Regions from separate parts of the Homo sapiens genome. Here regions 1 and 3 are each linked to region 2. Evidence: chromatin loops called from intact Hi-C (ENCODE). Cell type or tissue: ascending aorta. All regions are shown on one strand. Links, peaks and the distances in the headings refer to the core of each region. The heading gives the core; the rest is flanking DNA. Region 1 has its middle 86 kb from the start of ZCCHC2. Region 2 holds the start of VPS4B (vacuolar protein sorting 4 homolog B). Region 3 holds the start of SERPINB8 (serpin family B member 8).

Region 1 (4,484 bases), core at 121-4,120, 990 kb after region 2:
GGGAATTGAACAATGAGAACACATGGACACAGGAAGGGGAACATCACACTCTGAGGACTGTTGTGGGGTGGGGGGAGGGGGGAGGGATGGCATTAGGAGATATACCTAATGCTAAATGACGAGTTAATTGGGTGCAGCACACCAGCATGGCACATGTGTACATATGTAACTAACCTGCACATTGTGCACATGTACCCTAAAACTTAAAGTATAATAATAATAATAAAAAAGAAAAAAAATTGTTAAAGCGATTTTCTCAGGCAAAGTGCCCTGATTAACTGAATCTTCCCAACCAATGACCATGTATGCGACAAAGGACCTGGCGACTGAGCCTGTTGAAGGTCTGCTTCCCCAAGGTGTAAAGAAAGAGATTAGTTCCCCACCCCCTACTGCCTCATGGGCCTTCTCACGGCAACCATTGCTTACAAAAGGGTCTGATAATTTTATGTTTTAATGACCCCATTTCCAGCACCAAGTAGCCTGTGATTGCCCCCATTTTTCTCGGGTCATTTGCTTGGCTGCTGAGCTGACAAAGCTGCCGTAGGCCTTCAGTTTACATTCAGAATCACTGATGCGCCACAGCAGACAGCGTAGAGAATGGACTCAGCCTCATCTGAGCCCCAACATAGCTGCTGGGTGCTTGGGTCCCACAGCTGCTTTGTGAGTGAAGCCGTGCCTCAGTTTCCTCACCTGTAATATGAGGGTATTTATACCTACTGTCTTAGTTTGGGTTTCCTCTCTCCCAAGAGCAGAACCTGAGTGAAGACTTGGGAGCAGGTATATTATTTGGAAAGTGTATTAGTTTGAGAAGGCTGCTGGAACCGATGACCACAAACTGGGTGGCTTGAAATAACAGAAATGTATGTGTCAGAGTCCTGGAGGTCAGATGTCCAAACATCAAAGTGTTGGCAGAGCTATGCTCTTTCCGAAGGTCCCAGGGTAAAATCGTCCCCTGCCTCTTCCTCGGCACGCCTGGGCTTGGAGCGGCATCCCTCCGGTCTCTGCCTCCGTCGCCACGTGGCCTTCTCCGTGTCTCTGTGCGTCCCTTTCCCTCTCTTATGAGGACACTCTCATTGGATTGAGGGCTCACCCTAATCCAGTGTGATCTCATCTCCCCCCTTAATTACATCTGCAAAGATCCTGTTTCCAAATGAGGCTGTATTCTGAGGTTCTGGGTGGACGTGGAATTTTGGGGGAATGCAACTTAGCCCCAGCACAGGGCTCATGGCTCCTTTCAGGTCCTAATCCCGGACTTACCCCATGTTGACCTTTAAGACGGACTAACTTAATGGGTATGCGACTTGGACGTCCTAGGAAGGGTAAAGGGTGTGGCTGGCGCTCAGGGTTCCTTCCTCACCACTCACCCCGGCCGAAATGTCCACATAAATCATTTCCAAACGATTTGACTCCACCTTCAAGACTCAGTCCTCCCAGAAATAGGAAAGATCTTCAAGACAGCTGCGATTCTCAAGGCGATGAGGCACATGAGGATCTCTGGCTGGGGGAGGGGGCTTTACAAAGAACATCTGCCCAGGAATCCTGGGAAGGATTCAGGAAGGAGTGCTTTACCAATGAAATAATTTCCACAGTCAACTGCGGCCACTTCTGCCGAGGTTTTACAGACCTCAGGTGTGTAACTTCTGTTTTAAGCTGTGCTTAGCACTTCCCAGCAGCTCGTTGCCCCTAGTGCTTGTTTGGGGGGTGGGGGGGTGGTGTGAATGGAGAGAAGAGTAAGGTTACCAGGCTGCAGCTCCCTGAAAGGGCAAACAACCGGAATTTCACATTTCCTGGAATAAGCAGCCTGAAATGTGTGGCAGGGACAGCAAATCGAATTTGGCTCACTAGCTGAAATCCCCTGTCAGATACGTGTCTGGGCAGAGTGCTGGATTAGGGAAGATTCTGAGGCTCATCTGGGCCAAGTGGGCAGAGCTGTGATAGAGTCGCAACGTGCCACAGACATCCCCAGGGACTCCTCAGGGCATGTGCCACAAATGTGTCATCCCTGGTGAATAGCTTTTTTTAGGACAGCTTCCTAAATGTGTTGTTGCCAGACATAGGTGACAAATTTAAAACACACAAATAAACAAAGTCATAGAAATGAGCTGTTTCTATGCTATTACTCCTTTGCCATATTTCTAAAGACATCTGGTTACTCAATGTAAAACCTTGTGATTTTTGAATCATAAATTCTCAGTGGCAAGGCACTGGGTCTATTTATACTCTCTAGCTGAGTACGTGCCCGATATCAGTTGTGTAACCGGGATTACTGGGCCTGGGCCAAGCCTGAGCTAAGCTAGCTGGAGCTGGGGTGGGTGAGTAAGGAGAAATGGGGATGAGGGTGTTCTAGTTCCAGTTCTGCCCCAAAGGGCTGCTGTATCACCTTGGGTGGTTCATTCCAAGCTTTGGCATCTCAGCTTCCCCATCTCTAAAATGGGAATAATGATTCTACCCCATCCTGCGTCACAGGTTGGAGTGAGATTGTGTGAGGGGGTGTATGGAATGGAAGCATGGCCTTGGGCCGAGCCAGAGTTGTCCTTTAGAACTCATTCCTGCACACTCTGAGGGCAGTGCCATAAAAAATAAGAATGTTTGCATGAGGCGGGCATTGCCCAGGAAATCCAGCTCTGATTGTTAAAAAAGACATCTGGAAATCTCCAGGGCCTAATGGTTCTGAGGATGCCAAACAAGGAAACCAGCTAAAAAGTCAGCAATGTCCCCGGGATGGGGACAAGGAACTGCCTGCGGCCACGCCTGAGGGAGGGAGCAGCGGTTTCAGGATCTGAACTTTCACTTCCTTGACACCATCTGCAGCAGCCCAGGATGGCCCAGCCAAGGCCATCTGACCTCCTAGCCAAGCCCTGAAGGGGCCTGAGAAATCACTCAGTTAAATGTTTGCCCATTTGCTTGTTTGCTTGTTTTTGTTTTTGAGATGGAGTGCAGTGGCGTGATCTCGGTTCACTGCGACCTCCGCCTCCCGGGTTCAAGCGATTCTCCTGCCTCAGCCTCCCGAGTAGCTGGGATTACAGACGCCCGCCACCATGCCTGGCTAATTTTTTGTATTTTTAGTAGAGAGTTTCACCATGTTGGCCAGGCTAGTCTCGAACTCCTGACCTCAGGTGATCCACCCACCTCAGCCTCCCAAAGTGCTGGGATTACAGGAGTGAGCCACCACGCCTGGCCTTGTTTTGTTTTTAATGAGGAAGCAGAAGGAAAAGTCATTTTCGCCAGGATCCCAAAGCTAATTAGTAGCTGAAAGGGAACAAGGACTCCGCTTCCCAGATGCCAGGGATAAAAGAGTACACAGGGAGCCAGAGGGAGACCCCAGAAAGAACCCTCTTCTTCCCCAGCAAGAGCTGGGCTTGAGAGATGACAGGGATGTGTTATTGGTGGGTTCCTTCATAGCGAAAGGGGTTGTCACTTGAGCAGGAGGAAAAAACCTGTGAGATTTCTGTCTTTTAAATCTATTTAATCCAGTCAATAATGAAATCAGTAAGAATTCTTATGATAGTCAGAAGGGTTGGATGTTCCGGAGATCTAAGCTGTGCACGGGAGGCCACTGAATTTTCTGGTTAAAGGCTGCAGTAGATTAAGATCTATGGTATAGCAAGGGAGGGCAGTGGACAGTCTGCCCTGGTGCAGGCAATGACGGGGGACATTGTCTGCAGAGAATTTAACAACACTAATAAAACGATCTAAGCACGGCTCTACGTGTTGGCAATTCTATATAATGTTAGGGACACAGTACTCCTCCTCCAATCATCTTTTGTTGGTCTAAGTTCTAAACAGCTGTGGTTACTGTTGAGTTTAATAGTATAGCTTCCGCTTAAATTAGCACATTTTTACTGTTTATCCTTTAGTAAACATTGTATTCCACATGGAAGTTAATTTGGCTGTCAATTCACAAGCACTCCGCTACACGTGTCTGTTCCAAACAGTGGATGAGAAGTAGACAATGGGAGTGATTGTAGGCAGAGACAAGGAACTTGAATGACTTCAATTCTGTCATTCTCTGCAACCTCTGCAACCAGGCAAAAATATATTCAGACTGTCAGAATGCACCTTGAACAGGTACACCAAGCTTTTTAAAATCGTTCCTTGCAGATCAGCACGGAGAAATGTGGAGAGGGGGCTGTTACCTCCACCAGAAGAAAAGGTGATTGTCAGGGAGAAAATGGACAGTTACATAGAAAAGAGAATCAACAGTCAAAGAAGAAGTGTTGGATGAAATGATCCAAGGTGCCAGTCTTAAATTGCCAGAAGAAGTTTCAGAGGCAGTGTTTGGACACCTCAGTCAATTTTACCAGGAGCTGGACAGAACACAATGGTTTAAGTAAGTCCCTGCTTGCTGTCATTCAGCTGCTTTCCCTGATTTTTGCAGAAAACTTGAAAACCAAGTATAATAGAAACGTATAATACATTTCCCGGTGATGGTTTTCTTAGTGAAAAATGTTCAACTGTGGAGACATTTGAAAGCTGCTACAATA
Region 2 (4,484 bases), core at 287-4,286:
CCAGGGAATAGGAATTTTAAAATGAAAAATTTTCCTTTTAAAATAATACTTACAGGCTGGGTGTGGTGGTTCCCGCCTGTAATCCCAGCACATCGGGTGGCTGAGGCAGGCAGATCACTTGAGGACAGGAGTTCGAGACCAGCCTGGACAAAATGGCAAAACCCCATCTCTACAAAAACACAAAAAATTTGCCAAGCATGGTGGCACACGCCTGTCATCCTAGCTACTCGGGAGGCTGAGGCAGGAGAATTGTTATGGGAGGTGGAGGATGCAGTGAGCCGAGATTGTGCCACTGCTCTCCAGCCTGGGTGACAGAGCGAGACTTTGTCTCAAAAAAAATAAAAATAAATACACAAATAAAAATTAAAAATAAACTCTTACAGAATAGTTGCAAAGGTATACAGAGAATTCCCATATATTCTTCACCCAATTTCCCCTACTGTTAACATCTTAAATAACCATGGTACATTTATCAACAATAAGAAATTAACATTGATAAAATACTATTAGCTAAACTGCAGACTTTATTCTCATTCTTACAACAGTTTTTCAACTCATGGCCCTTTTCTGTTTCAGGATCCAATCCAGAATCCCATACTGCATTTAGTTGTCATCTTCTTAGTCTCTACAATCTGTGACAGTTCCTCAGTCTTTCCTTGTCTTTTATGATCTTGACATTTTTGAGGAGCACTGGTTATTTTGTAGAAGTAGAAAAACCCTCCATATGAATTTTTCTGATGTTTTCTCATGATTAGATTGAGGTTACAGGTTTGGGAAGCATACCACAGAGCTAATGTGCCCTTCTCCACATCAGGGGTTCCATCATAACAACATGGCTTATTACTGGTGATAAAAGAGGGGTTTTTTGTTTGTTTGTTTGTTTTTACCGATTCTCACTCTGTTGCCCAGGCTGAAGTGCGGTGGTGTGATCTTGGCTCACTGCAATCTCTGCCTCCTGGGTTCTAGTGATTCTCCTGCTTCACCCTCCCAAGTAGCTGGAGTTACATGCAGGCACCATCACGCCTGGCTAATTTTTGTTTGTTTGTTTTGAGACAGAGTTTCGCTCTGTAGCCCAGGCTGGAGTGCTGTGGTGCGATCTCAGCTCACCACAACCTCTGCCTCCTAGGTCCCGGTTCAAGAAATTCTCCTGCCTCAGCCTCCCGAGTAGCTGGGATTACAGGAACGCACCACCATGCCCAGCTAATTTTTGTATTTTTAGTAGAGACAGGGTTTCACCATGTTGGCCAGGCGGGTCTTGAACTGCTGACCTCAGGTGATCGCCCGCCTTGGCCTCCCAAAGTGCTGGGATTACAGGCGTGACTCACCACACCCGGCCTAATTTTTGTATTTTTAGTAGAGATGGAGTTTCACCATGTTGGCCAGGCTGGTCTCGAACTCCTGACCTCAAGTGATCCACCCACCTCGGCCTCCCAAAGTGCTGGGATTACAGGCGTGAGTCACCACGCCCGGCCCATCTTTGCTTAAATTATAAACTCAGTTTCTCCCACAGTTAGTTCAGCCTATGCTCAGGAATGTACAAGGACAGCTTGGAGGTTAAAAGTAAGATGGAGTTGGTTAAGTTAGATCTCTTTCACTGTCTCAGTCATCATTTTGCGAAGGCAAATTCACAAGTGGGAAGAAAGGACGGGTAGATGCAGGGCAGAGAGAGGGCTCTGTGCTTCGAGCCTGGATGATACAGATTTGGCAATACTATTCTAAGGAGAGACCAGAGAAAGAAGTTTAGGGTAGAAGGTAATTAATTAGAGTATGTTGAATTTGTCTTGCAGAAAAACCCTGTGAAGGAAACCTCTGGGAGGCTGTTGTAAATGCTGGGCTGGGGATGGGGTGGGTCTAGAGATCCAGATTTGAAGCAATTTCTAGTCTATTGATAGCTGAAGCTCAAGAAGAGAGTTAGATGAGCAGAGGTGAAGAGAGAAGAGGACATCAGACTCTTGAGTAAATTCAGCTTAAGCTCAGGGAGGAGTAAGAAAGGGAGACAGTGAAGGAAGCAGATAAGGAATATTGGGAAGCTGGACAAACAAGAACTGGGTAGTTGACAATACCAATGAAGAGGGAAGAGGAGAGGACTTTAATTCTTTCGGAGATGCCAGATGAGAAAAAATTAAGAAATGAGTGAGAAAAAAATGATGGAGTGATTAAACATCTATGTTGCTTTCCTTTGAGAATGTTAACTATGAAAAGAAGAAAAGGGTGGTGGTGGCTGCAAACCATAGGAAGGCTGAGAAAGGGTTTTACTTTGGTTCTGCCTCTAATCCCTGACGCATTCAACCTCCTCAAGCCATTTGCTTGTAAACATAACTGGCATAAATAATATCTGATATGCCCATTTTACAGGACAAGTGCTTCCCTCTCAGACCACATACTCGAGGACAGCGGCCGTCCACGCCTTATTTACATTCATCTTCCCAACACAACAGTCATTTGGAAGATGCCGAGTGGCGTGGGAAGAACAAGCGGGAACGAGCGCCGACCCGCCCGCGGCCTGACTGCTAGCGCACCGCTGTGCGGCCGCCTCACCGCGCACTCCCTCCTGAATTATTCACCACCGAGACGAGGACGGTGATCGCCCCCATTCCACAGAGGACACGGAGTGAAGGCGCAGTCACAGGCCCAAAGCCCCCAGTCGGCGGGTCTTGGAAATGGACGACTTTTTCACTCAAAAGCTACGAGGCAACAAAGCATGTGGATGAGGAGGGAAGGGAGCCGGGGCCAATAATTCATCTCAAAGTAAAAGACGTCCCCGGGGGTGGGGAACAAACAAACAACAAAACCCGGCTCTGTGCTTCCGCGCTTGCGCTCTCCTAGGTCTGCCAGGCTGCCGCCCGCGCCTAGGCCAGAGTCTCAGTGCGCCTGCGCCGAGCCCGACTTCCGCCAGGGCTCGATTGGCTTCCAGGCTACTTCTCCCGGCCCAGGGAGGGCCTGCGCTGTGGCTAGAGAAGGGAGTCTGGTGACTGGGTGCGCGTGCTGATGACGAAATCGGAAGTGCCCGGAGCAGAGGCGGGACCAGAACCTAGAGGGCCTCGGGATTGCGGAAGTTTGGTGGGGAGGGTCGGAGCTCTGGTGGAGAGAGTGTTGTCTAAAACAAGTTCCGGAAGGGAGGCTGCCCTTCGCGGTCCGAGAACCACCGGCCTCCCCAGTTTGAGGGCTGTTACCCCGTGCGCGCTTCGACGTTGCTGCTGTTGGCTCTCCTCGCCCCTCGTTCCCTTGGGAACCGCCTGGGAACTCCGCCATGTCATCCACTTCGCCCAACCTCCAGGTATCATTGCTCATCTCCCGTCCCCCTAGGGAGCTGGGATCGAGGGGAGGCGCGAGAAGCGGGTGGGGGGCGGGGAGAAGGGAGGAAGCGGCCGCGCCTGTGGTCGAGGCGCAGGAGGGCGGGTCCGGGGACCTGCAGCAGGTGGGAGAGGGGCCCGTTTTCCAACGGAAAGGTCGTTTCTGGCCCGCTCTTGGGGTCTCCCGAGCTACTGGCTTTGTGAGACTCTTCACTTTTGTTGACACTTCCCGCTTCCAAACCAGCCAAGATCTGGGCAGGTTTCTCCAATCAGGGTTAACGGAGAAAGAAAGAACGTAATTTTTGCAAAGCCCTATTCTGGACCAGTTGAAGATAGGGTGGTCATAGTTCGGTCTTAGTTTCTCAAGCTGACAGCAGACCCCTTCATTCTGAGCTGTCAGGTGAGTAGAGATATGGGAACAGACCAAGAATCTGAGATTACAGCCAGCCTGCATGCAATCTCCGTGAAGTCATTGAATTTATGTGCACACTCCTGTGGCTCCCAGATGGTAGTGTGTAAGATCGAGGAGTATTCTTAAACCTCTGTGTGGCTCCACTTCCCCTCCTCTACCGCAATGAGCACAGTGTTTTGTACACAAATCATGGAATCTTAAGATTTTAGGCTTAATCGTTAGTCCTCTGTGGAATGGAATTCGTTCAGAAAAGAAATTTCTTAATGTAATGGTGTCTCCCATCCCCAGAATGGATCTAGGGCTTCAGTGGCGTTTAGAATGTAATGTGGCTTAATGTAGAGGACTCCCAGTCCAGTAAGTCAATAAGGCACAAAAGAGTAGCCTAAAATACTTGTATTGAGTCCCCGTCGTGGACTTCCGGTAGTTTGTTGAACAAGCAGTTATTGGAGTGCCTGACAGAGGCATCAAAGGTAATGGAAGAACTCCTTAACCCATGATAATTGATTCTGAAGAAAGACCACTCAAAGTAGACCCACTTAAACAGAGATTAAAATTTCACACACACATACACAAAAAGAGTGGGAAAGGAGGCTTGCTTGGGACTTTCATCTTGAAAATCGACCTAGAAGATTATTAAAATAATTGTTATCTTTCACAAAATATTATAATTGTATAATTGCAACAATGACTCATTTTGTGGAATAAGTCAAGTGTTGATTTGTCTGTGTTTTTTTCCTTTTCTTTTCTTTCTTTTTTTTTTTTTTTTTGAGACGGAGTCT
Region 3 (4,484 bases), core at 362-4,361, 550 kb before region 2:
GGAGAAATACCTAATGTAAATGACTAGTTGATGGGTGCGGCAAACCAACATGGCTCATGTATACCTATGTATCAAACTTGCATATTGTGCACTTTTACCCTAGAGCTTAAAGTATAATAATAAAAAAGAAACAACCCAAATGTCCATCAAAAACAGAATGGATAAATGGATTGTAGTATATTAGTATAATGGAATACAGAACAATAAAAACTGAAAGAACCATATCTATAAGTTCTTTAGTTTTTGACATGGACAATTCCCACAAATAATGTATTAAAGGATTAAGCCACAGAGTAATACAGTATTATTCCATATACGTAAAGTTCAAAACCAGGCTAAACTAAATCATTCTGGATGCATGTGTAGACAGTAAAACTATGTCGTTATTATCATGAAACTCAGGAAGGTGGTGATACAGAGGGGAGGGAAGCGGATGTGATGAGGGAGGAGGGTGTGATCAGTAGGGAAACACGGCCTCCAGCGATGACAATATTCCAGTTATTAAACTGGGTGATGGGTTGTACTGCTGTTCTTTATAATTCAATACACATTTTAAATGTTCTTTTGTATTTATTCAATAGGTAATGAAACTTATTAAAACCACATATCAAAAAAAAAAAGAAAAAAGAAAAGCCGGGCAGGCATTCCGTAGGTGGTGAAATGGGGGATGCAAATAATAGGCTGAGGAATTAGCAGGTGCCAAGAATGTGGCAGGAAGACAAAGGGCATGGTTTGTGTGGTGCCCCTGGGGTGGGTTTCTATGGTTTCCTGTGAGCCACGTGGTAGTGAGATAGGACGGACCCTTATGCCACATTTAGGAGTTTGAACTTGAGATTATGGTCTGGAAAGCCATGCATGGTTTTTAAACAAACGTCTCATATGAGTGCATTGGGGCTTTAGAAAGATAACCCGGCTCAGTATTTGGTATGAAAAGAGGCTGGGGAGCTGGCGCGTAGGCCACCACCATGGGCCAGGGACTGCTGAAAGCAGAGGGATTGTCTGCAATAGAGAAGTGGGGGCTGGAATTGCCAGGCAGTGACTGCTCACATAGGGACAGAGCACAGGAGGGCCCAGTCCCGAGGCGCCTAGCTGTTATAAATTCATACTCAGGGTGGGTCGTGAACCACTGGAATTTTAAATGAGGAGTCAGGCTGGAATGGGGAATATGACTTGTTCCATTTGAGATGCGTGGAACACACCATACCAGGTGAACCTGTAACAAAGACAGCCAAGGATGTTTGTAAACAGTTAGGGACGGGGATGAGTAGACTGTCTAGAGCCAGAGACCTGGAGCCATCAGCATCCCGATTCCGAGAGGTTCCATGAGAATGGATGAAACTACACAGAACATCTAGTGGAGGCACAAGGGAAGAAATCCACCTATTTCTGTGGAATTTCCAATATCTGGAGGTAGTAAAAGGAAGAGACAGAGGAGGGCGAGGGGAGAGCGCGCGCGCGAAACGGAGACTGAGACCCAGCCATCAGGGTGTGCTGGGAGAACTGGGGAGACGAGTCTGCCCCTGCGAGTGGACCCAGGGAAGAGGGCGCGGTCTACGCAGAGCCCGAGGCAGGGAAGCGGGAGGGGCCCGGAGAGCAGCCCTGGGTGAGGCCCTTTGGAATGGAGAGGTCTCAGGAGTGAAGCAGCAGCCAGAGGACTGAGAGTGTCTGGAAAGTGAGGAATTGGTTAAAGTAACGCCGGTGGCTGCAACAGAGAGGGGCGTAGGTGAAGAAGCACCCCCAACCCCATCCCATTTGAGAGGAAGCAGACAATGAAGAAGAGAATATGAAAGATACAGAAAGATGAAGGCAGGGGTGGAAAGAACGGAGGGGGGGGACAGGAAGGGAAGGAGAAGGTGCAACCAATAGGCTGTAAGCACAGGGGCAAGCTTGGGCGCCAGGGGAGCAGGGACTCGGCGCCTCCCCGATCTGCCCCAGGCGCCACGGAAATTCCAGGCCCCGCCACCCGCACTCCCGGAGCCTCCTCCGCAGCGGCGGCTCCTCCCACTCGCCCTCCCGGGGCTCCCGCCCAAGCTTCCGGCGCTTCCAAACTCACTGCTCGCGTCACCCCCCGCTCCCATCCGGCAGCAAATCACAGCGCAGCAAATCGCAAGCCTAGAAACAGACGCTCCCTCTCCAGGGGCAGCTTCCTATTCAGGGCGGGTCTGGGCGCACCTGTTCTCGGGACCCGGCCCTCGGCCTTCGCCGGGTCTCGCGGTGGGGCTTGGGACCCCGGCTGGTGCCAGGGCGACCCCCACAGCCCCGCGACTCTCTTTCCCGGCCGCCTCCCGCCGTCATTCTCCTAGTTCCTGCCCGCCTTTGCCTCGCTCTGATTCCTGCTCTGGCCTTCCTCCCTTCCCCTCTCTCACGCACTCCAGGGAAGAGGTGGCCTCCGCGGGAACCTGGGCACCTCCGTGCCTGCCCCGCCCGGTACCTGGCAGAGGCCCCCACCTCCTGCTGCTGCTGCTGCTGCCGCCGCCGCCGCCGCCGCTGCTGCTTTGACTATTCCTCCTTTGTAGATGCTTCACGTCCGCCTTGATTGAGGGCAAGGCTTCCGGCAGATGACTCAGAACCGTTCGATTGCTCTGGCTTGTGCAATCCCTGATTCTTTGGGCCTGTGTGGATGTCTGTGGGCACCGGAGAGAGGGCCAGTGCCTGGTCCTTGGAGGGTGGTTTTTATAAAAAGTGTACACATTGGCTATTGTCCTTTTTTCACCGTTGATTCACGTTTGACTCCACTGTAGTTAGACGTCCACCCAAACATTCTCTGAAATTGCTCCTGATAAGGATACTAATCATTTTCTAATTGCCTTGGCCAAAAAATACATCCCAGGTCTTATTTCATTTTGTTTGTTGGCGACATTTAGCCCTTTCTTCTTTGACCTTCCCAGGATTTCCAGAGCACCCTTCCCTTCTTTCCTGACTCCTTTGCTTGGTATCCTGATTCCTTTCCTACCATTCTAAGCCCTCTTCTTTTCATTATAATATGATCTTCTTGTATGACCTCCACTATATCCATAGGTTCATGTTTCAACTTTTAACTTATTTCTTCAAAATCTCTAACCTGTCTCGAGCCGTAGATGTTACCTGTGTACTACTGGACATCTCTCAGAAACCTGGGTGTGTCCCTCCGCAGTTCTTTTAACTAAATGATCAACAGTCCTGTTACTTCTATCACTTTTGTGTTCCTCCTGTCCATACTCTGTCACCTCTATCATGTCTCATGTCTCTCCTAAACAATTAATTTTCCTACCTACAGTTCTGATCCATGCCAACCTATTGCCTACTCTGAAGTTCAGGTAAACATTCCAATTCTAATTATTTTATACCTCAGTTTAAAATCCTTTATAACATCCTCTTATCCAAAAAGATAAATTAGAAACTATTGAGCAAGGAGTGTAAGCCTCTTCACGTCTTGATTTCTCCCTTCTTTTCTTTAGAGCCATAGCAAATTATTTACATTCCTTCATATCCTCTGTTCATATACATGGGGTTCCTGGCATGCAAGCTTGTCTTTCAAAATTCAGTTCAAATAATGTCTCCTGCAGGAAGCTCTCACAGAGCTCTCCAGTTTGGGAATTCTGCTTTTAAAGATGCACATTCCCACTCTGCACCCCAAACCAATTAAGTAAAGATCTCTTGGAGGAGGGAACCCAGCAGCAGTATTTTGTAAAACTCGCTCAGTGATTTCCCTGTGGAATCCTAAAAGTAACTGTTCCCAAGAACTCTCCTCAATAAGTCTTGGTGCAGGATTCACCCCCATCTTTTCTCCATGACTTTGAAACCCCTCTCTCTAGTGGCTACAGACTCACATTTGAACTGTGCCCAAACTTACCGGCTCTGCCAGTTGAAAATGCCAAGGTCACTTCCCCATTGTGCATCAATTTCTCCTTGTTGGTCAGAACTAGATCCAGACTTTGGGCCCCACTTTGTCCATCCACTCCTTTTCCTCTTTGACCAGCAAAACAGATTAAAAGATGAAAAATGCTTGTTTTCCTCCGTGAAACTTCCAGCAAATGCCTGGTGGTTTGAAGTCCTTTACAAAGGATATAATTTGGCCCCTGGGAGTTTGGTTGTAAACACAGATATCCCATGTAGGAAACACAGTGCGTGCAGGTGCAAAGAGGCACAAGATAGCACCATGAAAACCATGACGTATCCAGGCCTGCAGTGGTACAGATAGTGTGGATGAGGCACTGCAAGACAACGTCTGATGTGTCCACAGGGCCATGTCGTGAAGGCCATGTGGACGCTGTTGGTGGTGTTTCTTCGTTCCCTTGTGGACTATGGGGAAACACAAAAGGATTTTAAGCTGGGGAGAAACATAATCATATTTGTATTTACGAAGGTCCCTCTGGCTGCAACATGGAGTATATTGTAGGAGGGTACCATTGCCTGCAGTGAGGCGTTAAGGACGCAGCATGGATGAGAGATGAGGAAAGCTGAAATGAAACAGAGGCAGGAGAAATGGAGAGGAGGACATGGCC

What was found. Hi-C counts contacts between places; a loop is a spot of excess contacts. Peaks named below come from ENCODE experiments on the same cell type or tissue, not always from the same donor. Only the 100,000 strongest peaks of a DNase experiment are listed, where the experiment ranks them.
Region 1: a loop joins it to region 2, with 4 times the contacts of the local background. A loop is called at or near these places in 9 of 110 quality-filtered maps.
Region 3: a loop joins it to region 2, with 7 times the contacts of the local background. A loop is called at or near these places in 16 of 110 quality-filtered maps.

Annotation. Positions count from the first base shown.
Region 1 is chr18:62,435,074-62,439,557 of GRCh38, reverse strand. No RefSeq gene overlaps it. Among named protein-coding and RNA genes, the nearest start is that of ZCCHC2, 86 kb to the left of the region's middle. In ascending aorta, for the core only: no CTCF peak of the experiment used is centred there; DNase peaks (open chromatin) are centred at 1,417, 1,927, 2,267, 2,647 and 1 weaker place; H3K4me3 peaks cover 1,496 bases; H3K27ac peaks cover 3,392 bases.
Region 2 is chr18:63,421,026-63,425,509 of GRCh38, reverse strand. It overlaps VPS4B (vacuolar protein sorting 4 homolog B), which reads left to right and starts at 3,034. Exons shown (of 11, transcript NM_004869.4): 1 at 3,034-3,277. The coding sequence starts at 3,251. RefSeq lists an enhancer at 2,867-3,166. In ascending aorta, for the core only: CTCF peaks have their summits at 2,474 and 2,675; a DNase peak (open chromatin) is centred at 2,949; H3K4me3 peaks cover 2,427 bases; H3K27ac peaks cover 2,437 bases.
Region 3 is chr18:63,968,135-63,972,618 of GRCh38, reverse strand. SERPINB8 (serpin family B member 8) reads right to left here and starts at 2,538. Exons shown (of 7, transcript NM_002640.4): 1 at 2,449-2,538. It overlaps LOC105372165 (a long non-coding RNA gene), which reads left to right and starts at 2,115. Exons shown (of 3, transcript XR_935576.3): 1 at 2,115-3,296; 2 at 4,346-4,484. It also overlaps a transcript of HMSD not described here. RefSeq lists silencers at 1,837-2,056, 2,127-2,186, 2,197-2,396 and enhancers at 1,870-2,164, 2,457-2,626, 2,657-2,706. In ascending aorta, for the core only: no CTCF peak of the experiment used is centred there; DNase peaks (open chromatin) are centred at 1,548, 2,038 and 2,558; H3K4me3 peaks cover 1,698 bases; H3K27ac peaks cover 2,433 bases.